3 separate regions of the Homo sapiens genome follow, and all the other regions are linked to region 2. The links are chromatin contacts, found by Hi-C or POLR2A ChIA-PET in ENCODE. All regions are on one chromosome and are shown on one strand. Each heading gives the region's core, a stretch centred on a gene start or an enhancer-like site at or near the end of the contact. The rest is flanking DNA. Distances are from core to core; before and after follow the strand shown. Region 1 overlaps CACNB4 (calcium voltage-gated channel auxiliary subunit beta 4). Region 2 overlaps CACNB4 (calcium voltage-gated channel auxiliary subunit beta 4). Region 3 overlaps CACNB4 (calcium voltage-gated channel auxiliary subunit beta 4).

What was found. Hi-C counts contacts between places; a loop is a spot of excess contacts on that map. ChIA-PET counts read pairs that join two places held with the same protein, here RNA polymerase II (POLR2A). Pooled maps may share reads with other maps.
Region 1: a loop to region 2 is called in a map of heart left ventricle, with 2.2 times the contacts of the local background. The contact joins two enhancer-like sites. A Hi-C loop is called at or near these places in 3 of 168 maps with a recorded cell type or tissue (aorta, heart left ventricle and psoas muscle), 30 of 37 single-sample maps with no recorded cell type and 10 of 50 pooled maps. POLR2A ChIA-PET finds 5 or more read pairs at or near these places in 9 of 52 experiments (GM10248, H1, HepG2 and 6 more).
Region 3: a loop to region 2 is called in a map of ascending aorta, with 2.3 times the contacts of the local background. The contact joins two enhancer-like sites. A Hi-C loop is called at or near these places in 3 of 168 maps with a recorded cell type or tissue (ascending aorta, endothelial cell of hepatic sinusoid and endothelial cell of umbilical vein) and 4 of 50 pooled maps.

Annotation. Positions count from the first base shown.
Region 1 is chr2:151,839,226-151,842,821 of GRCh38, forward strand. It overlaps CACNB4 (calcium voltage-gated channel auxiliary subunit beta 4), which reads right to left. Exons shown (of 14, transcript NM_000726.5): 13 at 2,678-2,863; 14 at 1-154. Among named protein-coding and RNA genes, the nearest start is that of ARL5A, 13 kb to the left of the region's middle. Within about 2 kb of position 1,251, at least 3 of the 41 ENCODE cell types and tissues checked have a DNase peak (open chromatin) inside an H3K27ac peak, as active enhancers do.
Region 2 is chr2:151,877,403-151,881,133 of GRCh38, forward strand. CACNB4 (calcium voltage-gated channel auxiliary subunit beta 4) reads right to left here. Exons shown (of 14, transcript NM_000726.5): 4 at 3,398-3,520. Among named protein-coding and RNA genes, the nearest start is that of ARL5A, 51 kb to the left of the region's middle. Within about 2 kb of position 1,434, at least 3 of the 41 ENCODE cell types and tissues checked have a DNase peak (open chromatin) inside an H3K27ac peak, as active enhancers do; they include ascending aorta, where a contact is called at or near this core.
Region 3 is chr2:151,922,030-151,925,445 of GRCh38, forward strand. The region is part of intron 2 of CACNB4 (calcium voltage-gated channel auxiliary subunit beta 4); the gene reads right to left. Among named protein-coding and RNA genes, the nearest start is that of ARL5A, 95 kb to the left of the region's middle. Within about 2 kb of position 1,457, at least 9 of the 41 ENCODE cell types and tissues checked have a DNase peak (open chromatin) inside an H3K27ac peak, as active enhancers do; they include ascending aorta, where a contact is called at or near this core.

The DNA.
Region 1 (3,596 bases), core at 1-2,500, 38 kb before region 2:
GGTAATGATCTCGGCTATGCTGAGAACTGGAAGACAAGCGGTTCCTACTCTTCCGAGCCCTTTCATTGTGATAATTTTCATCAGAGGTCATTAGACTTCGTCTTTCAATTGGAGAGTTCTCTGTGGAGTGGTTGCTGTGCCTCATTCGCTGACTCTAAAAATATCAGATAGTTCATTGATTAAATAATGTCAGCTTCATTCATCTAAACATGTAAATGTATGTAAAATCATAGGATCTGTACAATAAGATGCTAAATATCTGACTTAATAAGGCATCCTGATGCACCAATGATCTGCTTAGAATATCTGGTCTTATTTATTTGGGACACAACATGAAAAGATGCCAGAGTGTTGATAGTTTATGAGTTTAATTCCACAGTGCTGAATGACTATGCTTCCTATTACAAATGTAGAATTGAAAGCTAACTGTTAAATGGAACTTAATATATTTAGGAAGTTCTAATAATTCCATTTCTATTGCAAAAATGAAAATTATTTTACTATTGGGAAATAAAGTTCAGAATAGCATTTATTATTTCTCTCTTGAATTGATATAATCTTTCTCCTTCTAAAGTAACACACCTCACCTTGATCTAACTGAATATTCCTTATACCTTTTAAAAACATTTTAATAAAATTATTATTTGTGCTGTTCATAAAATAAAGTGTTTCTGCATCCTACATAAATGTAATAATCTTTCCAAGGGTGTATACAATAATTATGAAGCCAGCTAATTGATACATTTATAAATCTTGCTTCCTCAACTAAAATGTCCTGCAAAATAATCTTCCAATATAAACGAAATTCCTCTAATACCATTAATTGAAATTAGCATCTTAAGATACTTATTTGAAGGCTCAGAAAATGTTATTCAACATTTTTCTCCACTATGAGAAAACATTTATCTACTTGTGTCTACTGGTTTAGGTAGGTCACATCAGTTAAGGCACAGGATCCTGCTGAAACCATGGGCCCAGACACATCTCATCTAAAGTACACTCAGATTCAGGCAGAAGGAAATTCATTTGACAGGTCACAGACTGTGCCTTTAACCTCAGGTGCCTCACAATGAAGTGTCAATTGTTACTGGGAGAAGAAATAGGCCACAGAATAAAGGGCAACACATTAACTCATTAGTGAAACAGGGAGAACCACTCTAGGTGGATGTCTTAGCAGTGATGAGTCAAGATTGTTGTATTCAATATAAAAGTGCAACATTGCATTTCTACGTACATTACAGAAGTGTATTGCTTCATGCATCTATTTCTCATTCTGTAATGTACAATTCAGAGCCAATCCACACTAGTCAATAGTAATGTACACTCAGATCAGCCCATGGGAAGTGAAACAAGGCATGAAATAGTCCTAATGCATGCGTATGTGCTGTACATTACCACAGTACATTTTTCATGTTCATTTCTAGTTTCAAAAGCTATTCATTTGCATGACAGTTTTTCTGCTTACAAAGATGCAATTTTGTAACAGAGTAATACAGCTATAATAGCATTTCAGAGAGTGCCATTTATCTCAGAGTTAACTCTGTATGATCGACAATTAAGACTATCATTATAATCCATTAAAACAAAACTCATCATGATACAAGAGGGCTCAATTGACTACATGTTCCTCAGTTTGCTGCGGGTTTGGCCACATTCCAGCAGCTACTTGATGAATGGTAAATAATAATTGATGTAGAAAGGCAGGCTCATTTTGTACCATAAGGTCTCTGGTTCCCTATCTCTACCTCTGAGTGCAATACCAGAACAGCAGAAGGGAGAACCTCTTGATCCTGTGTTCGTCACCAGCTTCCCTAAAGGACACGTGCCACAGCCACTTACAAAGGTGGGCACCTGCACAGCCCCAAGAAAACTCAGGGATCAGTTACTGTTTCTGAACAGAGCAGCTCTACTTATATCCACATTGTCTTGTGCAAGGTAGAGAGCAGGCCTAGCAACCTGGGTGCGGCAGGATTAATTAAGGGCAGCTGAAAGGCCTATCTGCACCTATATATCTTACTTAGCTATTGTGTAATCCTTAAGAAGTGGCATTAAGAAGTAATGGAGGGGCCAGGAGTGGTGGCTCATGATGGTAATTTCAACATTTTGGGAGGCCAAGGCAGGAAGATTGCTTGAAGCCAGGAGTTTGAGATCATCCTGGGCAACAAAGTGAGACACTGACACTGTCTCTACAATTTTTTTTTTTTAATTATCCATGTGTGTGGTATGTGCCTGTAGTCCCAGCTATTTGGGAGGCTGAGGCAGCAGGACTGCATAAGCCCATGAGTCCAGGAATTTGAGGCTGTAGTGAGCTATGATCATATCACTGCATTCCAGCCTGAACAACAGAGTGAGACTATGTCTCTAAAAAAAAGTAATGGGCAGGTGCATTGAGTAGGCATTACGTTTGCCAGCAGAGTTTAGACATAGGAGGAGTTAATTTACCTAAGTAAAATCCACTGTAAATTCACAGACAGCATAATTCTCAGGAAATTGTCAGTCTCTGGGTAGTTTTCTCTAGGATAGATCATAATTAGATAATATTTAAGATTTTTAAATATAATGTGCACATAGTGTTCCCTCTTCAGATTAAGGATGACTCCAGTCTCCATCCTAATCAAGTTCCCATAGAATTTTACATGTAAGGTTGTAAAAAGCATGAGTGAAAAAGTGACAATACCTGTAACCCAGAAATTGCTGTGGGATATGGTGAGAGTGCCGTGGAGCCCAAATTCCTTCCCAGCAGCGGGGTCATGGGTGTGCTACTGGTTGTGTGGGTGGCACGCCAGTACGCCTCCAGGTACTCCCCTAGATGTTCACATGCATCCTCAAGCTGATTTTCATCCAATATAACATCAAACATTTCCTGTAGATGACAAGAAAATCCACTTTACTTCCATTTTAGGTTTTAGGCAATGAAACCTAAAATTCCACTTAACACAGATAATAGCATTTTTAATAGCTATTAGCTAAAATCAAATTTGAGGTGCTATATGGGCAGTTTCTAAAGTTAGGGTCAAGTGAAGAGTTACACAGTTATCCATGAACGAATGTAGACATTAATATAAAAATGAAAGTGTTCATTCAATATTTGGATCTTTTTTTTTTTTTTTTTTTTTTTTTTTTAAGACGGAGTCTCATTCTGTTGCCCAGGCTGAAATGCAATGGCACGATCTCGGCTCAATGCAACCTCTGTCCACTGAGTTCAAGCAATTCTCCTGCCTCAGCCTCCCAAGTAGCTGGGATTACAGGCGCCTGCCACTGCGTCCAGCTAATTTTTTTGTATTTTTTTTAGAAGAGATGGGGTTTCACCATCTTGGCCAGGCTGGTCTTGAACTCTTGACCTAGTGATCCACCTGCCTTGGCTCCCAAAGTGCTGGGATTACAGGCATGAGCCACAGCGCCCAGCCGGATTTTTCATTATTTAGAAAGAAAAAGATGAAGTAAGTGTAAATGTGTTACAGGTAAAATATGACAAAAACCCACGTGTATTCACATCTTTAGCCATGTATTCCTATAGAGCTGCACTCTACACACTTTGGAATATGAGAGAAGCAAGTTTGTGGCACTGAGAAGGGAGTTCTAGACATGTTTTGGGC
Region 2 (3,731 bases), core at 184-2,683:
TGGTCCTAACCTTTGGATTCTTTTGGTCTTTGTCAAGAAGCTCTAACCAATTCTTAAAGAACATATTTTATAAGGATAAATATGCACCAATGTAACTGGAACTCTGGAAGGCAAGACAGATATGTCTGAGATGAAATACATTTAATAGTCCATAATTTGTCAAAAGCTTTCAGTTAAAAATTCCACGATACTATCTGTGGTCTAATCTCACTGGGGAAGAGTCATGATCTTTCAAATATAGATTTGCAAATTAAGGTCCATCTTACTACTTGAAGAAAAAGATGCCTACACTTACAAAGTCTGAGCGTATTATATATTTGTATGTGAAATTTTGCAAATAACTTCCAAATGCTCTGAAGCCCAAGAGGAACTCCAGAATTTCCATTTAAGTTAAGTTCCATGACAAGCAAACTCAAGTCTATGAGAAGGCTTCAACCAGTGTGGGGTGAGAGTCTGTCAATGTGGGCTTATTTGGTGGATTGGCAAAATTGCATTTCTAATTATACATTTGCTGAATTATACAGCAGAAAGCAATTTAGTTCAAGCTCCCTGCCTCAAGGAAAGGTTTCAGCTAGGTCACTTCTACAAAATAGATACCAGCTCTATTGTTTAAACTCTCTGGAGATGATTCTAAAAACTTCCTTTACTGTTTTTATCAGTGTTGGGCAAGATAATTCTCTCCTATTTTGACCCAAAATATATATATTTATAAACATATACTTTTTTCAAAATGTAACAATGATATGTAGTATATTTTGCTGAGCTCATAGAAAAGCGAAATTTATATATATGTCTGTGTGTGTATATATATATATATGATTCTGATACATTATGAAGGAGGAATGGAAGGTTTCATTGAATAATCACACCATGAAGTTCTGGGTAAACTTTAAATTATTCTGAGTAACAGCTTCACACTCATGAGAAATATGTTCTGGTAAGAATTTGGCCTTTGTTATGCACACAGCTTCTCCATGCATACTATATGAGTGGCATAAAGTATGAGATTGCATTGAAATAAATGTAAATTGAGGGCTGGCCATGGTGGCACATTCCTGTAATCCCAGCACTTTTGGAGTCTGAGGTAAGAGGATCAGTTGAGGCCAGGAGTTTGAAATCAGCCAGGGTAACATAGCAAGACCCTGTCTACACACACACACACACACACACACACACACAGTTAGCTGGGTATAGTAGTGCACCTGTAGTCCTAGTGTACTACACAATACTACACCATTAGCTAGCTATACAATTAGTGTAGTGTACTACACAATTAGCTAGTATAGTAGTGTACTACTAATTACCTAGTGTACTACACAATTAGCTAGTGTAGTGCACTATACTAGACTACACAATTAGCTGGGTGTAGTAGTGCACCTGTAGTCCTAGCTACTTGGGAGGCTGAGGCTGAGGTGGGAGGATCACTTGAGCCCAGGAGTTCAAGACAGCAGTGAGCTGTGATTGCATCACTGCACTCCAGCCTGGAAAACAGAGCGAGAACCTGTCTCCAAAAAAATAAAAAAGAAAAGAAAAGAAAAAAATGTGAATTGACCTGATATAAAACCTTGAACAATCTAGGTCTTAGTTGTTTTTCCCCACTTTCCTGTCTTTTAGTATAACAGGCCTAAAATAATAGGTCTGTTTATTTTGGAATTAACAAAGGGCAAAGGGACCCTTTTAGAATCTTGGGTGCATAGGTCTGGAATTTAAATTTTACTGTGTTGAGGACAAAACAGACCATGAGTCATAGTTTCCTAGGGCTTAAGTTACTTCCTGAAATGAAGTGGCATAGCCCACTGGAACACTCATTTGTTAAATGGCACCCAAATGACTTTAAAGGGCTTGCTGAAATGGTTAATTCAACTTCCCAAAATGTTTTAACTTAGTTCTAGGAAACAGCGAAAGCACAGTGAGAATCTGACTCAGGAGGAATGAATTTTTTGAGTTACTAGGGAGAAAGTCACTATGTAAAATCAAGAGCTTAATTTGATCATCATTTGGCTTATGTGACAAGCATAGTTGTAGCTTTTCTCTGCATTTAAGCTTTTTTTTTTTTATTATTGAGAAACTACTTAACATGGTGCATAATAGATGGCCTTCTAAGTGATGGATGAGAGGGAAGGCTATAACTTGATTATAGAAATGTATTCATTTGTGTTGATGTTCTGGGAACTTGTGCCAGCTCTCTACAGAGGTCACCTCGGTGTTGTTCCAACCCTTCTCTATTTGGATTTCCCTAAAATGATTAGCACTTTCTATATCAAAGATGTTTTCTTATCTGATAATTTCAAGACATGAAAACAAGAGGCTCTGGTCCACATAAGATTACCAGCTCAATGTCACATCAAACTGCCAGACTGAAGAGAAAATCACTGATCAACAAGCACATAGCTCAAACAGCAGCCAGGACAAATTGAGACCTTGATACAATGCAGGAAAGCAATCAAATACAAGGTTGGAATGTTGGTGTGAGTGAGTGTGCATGTCACATGTAAGAACATCTCTTACCTTTTCAAGTGGTGCTTCTCCTTGGACACAGTGGGTATTAGCAACTAATGAATATGGCTTGGGCATTTTTGATGGAAATGGTGAGACATAATCAACTTAACCATTCAGATGCCAGGGCACATGTTTCAGGTCAAGAGTTCTTGTCTTCTAGACAAATGTAGACATCCTCACCTCATATACCATCAAGAAAGTAGAGGCCATGGTTGAAGTTGATGGGTCCTCAGTTTCCTATTCCCAAGGCCCTGAAGTGTCTGTGCCTGCACTCATCTTTTCCCTGCATGTCACAATGAATTAGCATTCTTCTTTCTATCAAAGGTCTGTCCCTCCACTAGGGGTCTTGGATCCCACCCTTCTTGGCTACTCAAACACTTTACCCTTTTGCCTTTCTGTTTCCCAGAGCCCTCTGCCCTTTTCTTAGCTGTAAATCTTTCTTTGAATGATTATACACTCTAGTGTTGGTTCCATAGTCAAGGTGCACAGCACTATAGTCTACATGTCTATAATTACAACATCCCCTGTAAACAGTCCCTTCTGGGTAGGTGCCATGACACCAAACTTACATTTTCCAAAGTTGGATCCATATATTTATGGCTCTGCAGTCACAGAAGGGGATTTAAAGGTGCCCAGAGGACCATAGAGGTCTGTCAGAAATCTATGCTATAATTTTAAGGTTGACTGTGATTTAATGTTGTCAGTGTGTGATAATGCAAGCAATGATCTCAGACTTCTCAATCTTAATGAGAATGACTAGATTTGGGAGGCTCAGCAAATTAAATCATGTACTGCACTGGCAGCTCCTTGGGTCTCCTCTCTGGCTAGTTTGGCTCAGAGCTGATTCCTGGCTTCAGCTTTTTGGCAGGTGAAGGGATGCAGTATGTTCTACATTTACCTCTTTAATATGTAGAAAGTCTTTAGCATCAAAGGAGATAGCTGTGCTTGGAACAGGCACATCCTCGTCCAGGGCGCCGCAGTAGCTCACATTTGTCTTCACGGCAAATGCTACAGGTTTGGACTAGGGACAGAACCATGGAATAAGGAATGAGGAAGGGAGGAGAGAGGAGCATTTTTCATATTGAAACTCTGATAGTACCAGGTAGTGAGAAATAACTTTCCAAAGAGGGATCTCAAATGAGTTTTACATTCTCAAGCAATATCAAGAAACCTGCAGAGATGACTCTGAAAATGATTGGTCCTATCAGCCCAACCATTTTTCCTTTCCTGCA
Region 3 (3,416 bases), core at 207-2,706, 45 kb after region 2:
ATATTCAAAAAAGTAATGTCAGACTGAGTCATCCTCACAATGCCATCTCTCTTGTTCTCTCTCTTCTGCCTCCCTCTTCCACTCACAAGAACCCAAGTGATTACATAAGACTCACTGGGATAATCCTGTACAATCTCCCCATCTCAAGGTCAACTGATAAGTAAATTTACCTTTTTATTTATTTTATTTTTGAGATGGGGGTCTCCCTCTATTGCCTAGGTTAGAGTCAATGACATGATCATAGCTCATTGCAGCCTCATCCTCCTGGGCTCAAGGGATCTTCTCACCTCTGCATCCTAAGTAACTGGGACTATAGGCGTGTGCTGCCTTGGCTGGCTAATTTTATAATTTTTTGTAGGGATGGAGTCTTGCTGTGTTGCCCAGGCTGGTCTTGAACTCCTGGCCTCAAGCAATCCTGCTGGCTCCACCTCCCAAAGTGCTGGGATTAAAAGCGTGAACTATGATACCCAGTTAATAAGCAACTTTAACTCCCATTTCTCATGAAACCCAACATATTCACAGATTCCAGGGATTAGTATGTGGACATCTTTGGGCAGCCATTGTTCTGCCCAGCATGAGGAGTTTAGATGAAATTTGCCCTGTGTGAGGCAGGGGCTTATATGATTCATGACATTTCCAGTATCAGATCTTTGGCATGTATAGTCTGAAGTTTTCTGACAATCAGAACTTTCCAAAAGATATTTACCAAGACAGTTGCAGTTTGTGGACTCCAGCAGCTGGTAAAACTCACAAATCCTGTTTTCATTCTAATATTTTTTAGACCTTTTGAATTTTGCAAGTCAGTTTCATAAAACATTGAGTTGATTCCTAAAAGATCAAATGTAGTCAATACTGAGCGTTTGTTGATTTTGCCTACTGCAAAAGAACCTCAAGTTGGAATCTCTCTACATTCATATTTGTGAGTCTATGAGGATTGCCAGCTTGTCTTAAGGAACTGTGCTCACTCCCTGCCCAGTTGTGCAATACCCAGAACTCTGAAGAAACAGCAAGGCTGGGCTCATTGCGGACTTGTCTGAATGGGTGTGAGGCAACAGGTGGAACCATGGTGAAATGGAGAGCACATGAAAGTATTTCAGGTAAGCATTATTTTAAGAAATAATAACAACTATGCTCAACCAAACAAAAGCAACTGCAAGTCAGAGTTAGCCTCCAGACTATGTGGTGGCTCCTCCTCCTAGCTATTGCTTCTATTCTGAAACTGGGTCCAACACCTAAACTCCAGAGGACTCCACTACTTTGCTTTTAGACCTCACCTCATTTGCCCTCTCAGTTGCATAGGGCAGGGTGTCCTTAAAGACTCTGCCATCCCATCTTGGTCTTTATTTATGTGCTGGATCTCTCACCTGCTAGCTTGGCTTTCAACACATTGCTGTCTAGACTTGAACTTCCATGCTTTGCTCCCCAGTCTTGGCAGCAGGCCCATGACCCCGTGTAGCCCCTTGCTGAGCACATGACTTGCTGTTATAGAAACTAGGTGCAGGGAGCTGGAGGAAGCCTGGGTGGAGGCCCGGATGGCATCTAGCTGACATTCCATTCTTCAAGTACAAAATATCAGTCTTGGCCAGATAATTTCAGACTGGCCTACAGAATTCTAATGGGAAACGTTTTTGCTAAGCATCAGCCAATAAAAGCTCATTTACAAAATGCAAGAAGAACCATAAGACTAAGGAAACTTGGATTCTATTCCTAACCCTCTTGCAGATTGGCTGGGTAACCCTAGGAAAGTTCCTCACCTCTAAAAATTGATCTGTTTCCTCACGACTAAAATGTGGAAGACTGGGAAATTGTTTCCTGATTTCATGGACCCAACACTAAGTAAAGTAAAATTAAAGCAAGGTAATACTTTCACATACTCAGGCAGTATAATTCGGTAATTTCTAGTAATTCTCCATGAGTTTCCATCTCATCTCCATTCAGAGGGACTGGTTTTTTAATGTGACTCTATGATACATTATATACCTACATAGATACATGCATTTATACATGCATACATACATACGTGCGTGTAATCTATTCTGAAATCTTTTTTTTTTTTTTTTTTTTTTTGAGACAGAGTCTCGCTCTGTCGCCCAGGCTGGAGTGCAGTGGCGCAATCTCGGCTCACTGCTAGCTCCACCTCCCGGGTTCATGCCATTCTCCTGCCTCAACCTCCCGAGTAGCTGGGACTACAGGCGCCCACTACCACTCCCGGCTAATTATTTGTATTTTTAGTAGAGATGGGGTTTCACCGTGTTAGCCAGGATGGTCTTGATCTCCTGACCTCGTGATCTGCCCGCCTCGCCCTCCCAAAGTGTATTCTGAAATCTCTTAAAGTAGATTATAGAAAATTGATTCTGAAATCTCTTACATTGCAGCTATTACTACTATACAATATAATTTATATTGCCACTATATAATATAATTTGTATTATATACATATAATAATATATGGAGGGATCTTCTTACCTCTGCATACTGAGTAGCTGGGACTACAGGTGTGTGCCATCATGGCTGCTATAGTATATATATATAATTACATCATATAATATGTATATATTACACCACCACAGAGAAAAGTTGTAATATGATGAAGGTGAATTACTTATATTAGGAATCCCTAAGAAGCATTCTCAATCCCTGGATGAATAAGAGAAGTTCTGGAATATATTTACCTTAGAAAGTTTTAGGAAGTTTCAGAACAGATTCCACTTTCTGGAATGCCAGACTGGCATTTTTTCAACACAGGGTGTTTATAACACATATGATATCTGTTTTTCATCCTTAGAATTCCAAGCCAACTCCTTTTTGTAACACGGTTGAGGTGTGGTAAGGATAGGTACCCTTTACACATTGTGACAATGATTCTATCGTTTTTTTCAAGGAATCCCACGCAATGCTTCCGGATGAAACTTTCTGACCTATTTAAACAGAGCTGATAATTCCATTTTTATCACCTCTATTATGATATGGATCATATTTGTATTGTACTCAGCTGTTTATTCCTCTGCCTCTCCCACTTATCTGTGATCTCTTTAAGAATATCCATTGGATTTTATTCTTCTTTGTATCCCCAGCACCCAGTGGAGTACCTGGCACATAAAAGCCATTAAACAGTGGTTAGTGAACAAATGACTTAATTAATTGTTAAGGAAAGTTACCTGCACTCTAAGCTACTTGAAGCATTTCTATTATTTTCTGATTTTATAACAGAGAATGAGCAGTAGAAGAATACAGCTATTAGCTAACACATTTTGTATTATTTGGTAGTCACATATCAGAAATAATTCCTTTATATTTGGAGGATGTACGTCCCAATTTCATTTGTACATGTGAAACAATTTCTGAACGTCCTTTAAAAGTAAGGTCCTAAAGTTGAAGTACCATGCTTTTGAAACTGTCTTTCTATGGGTACCAAA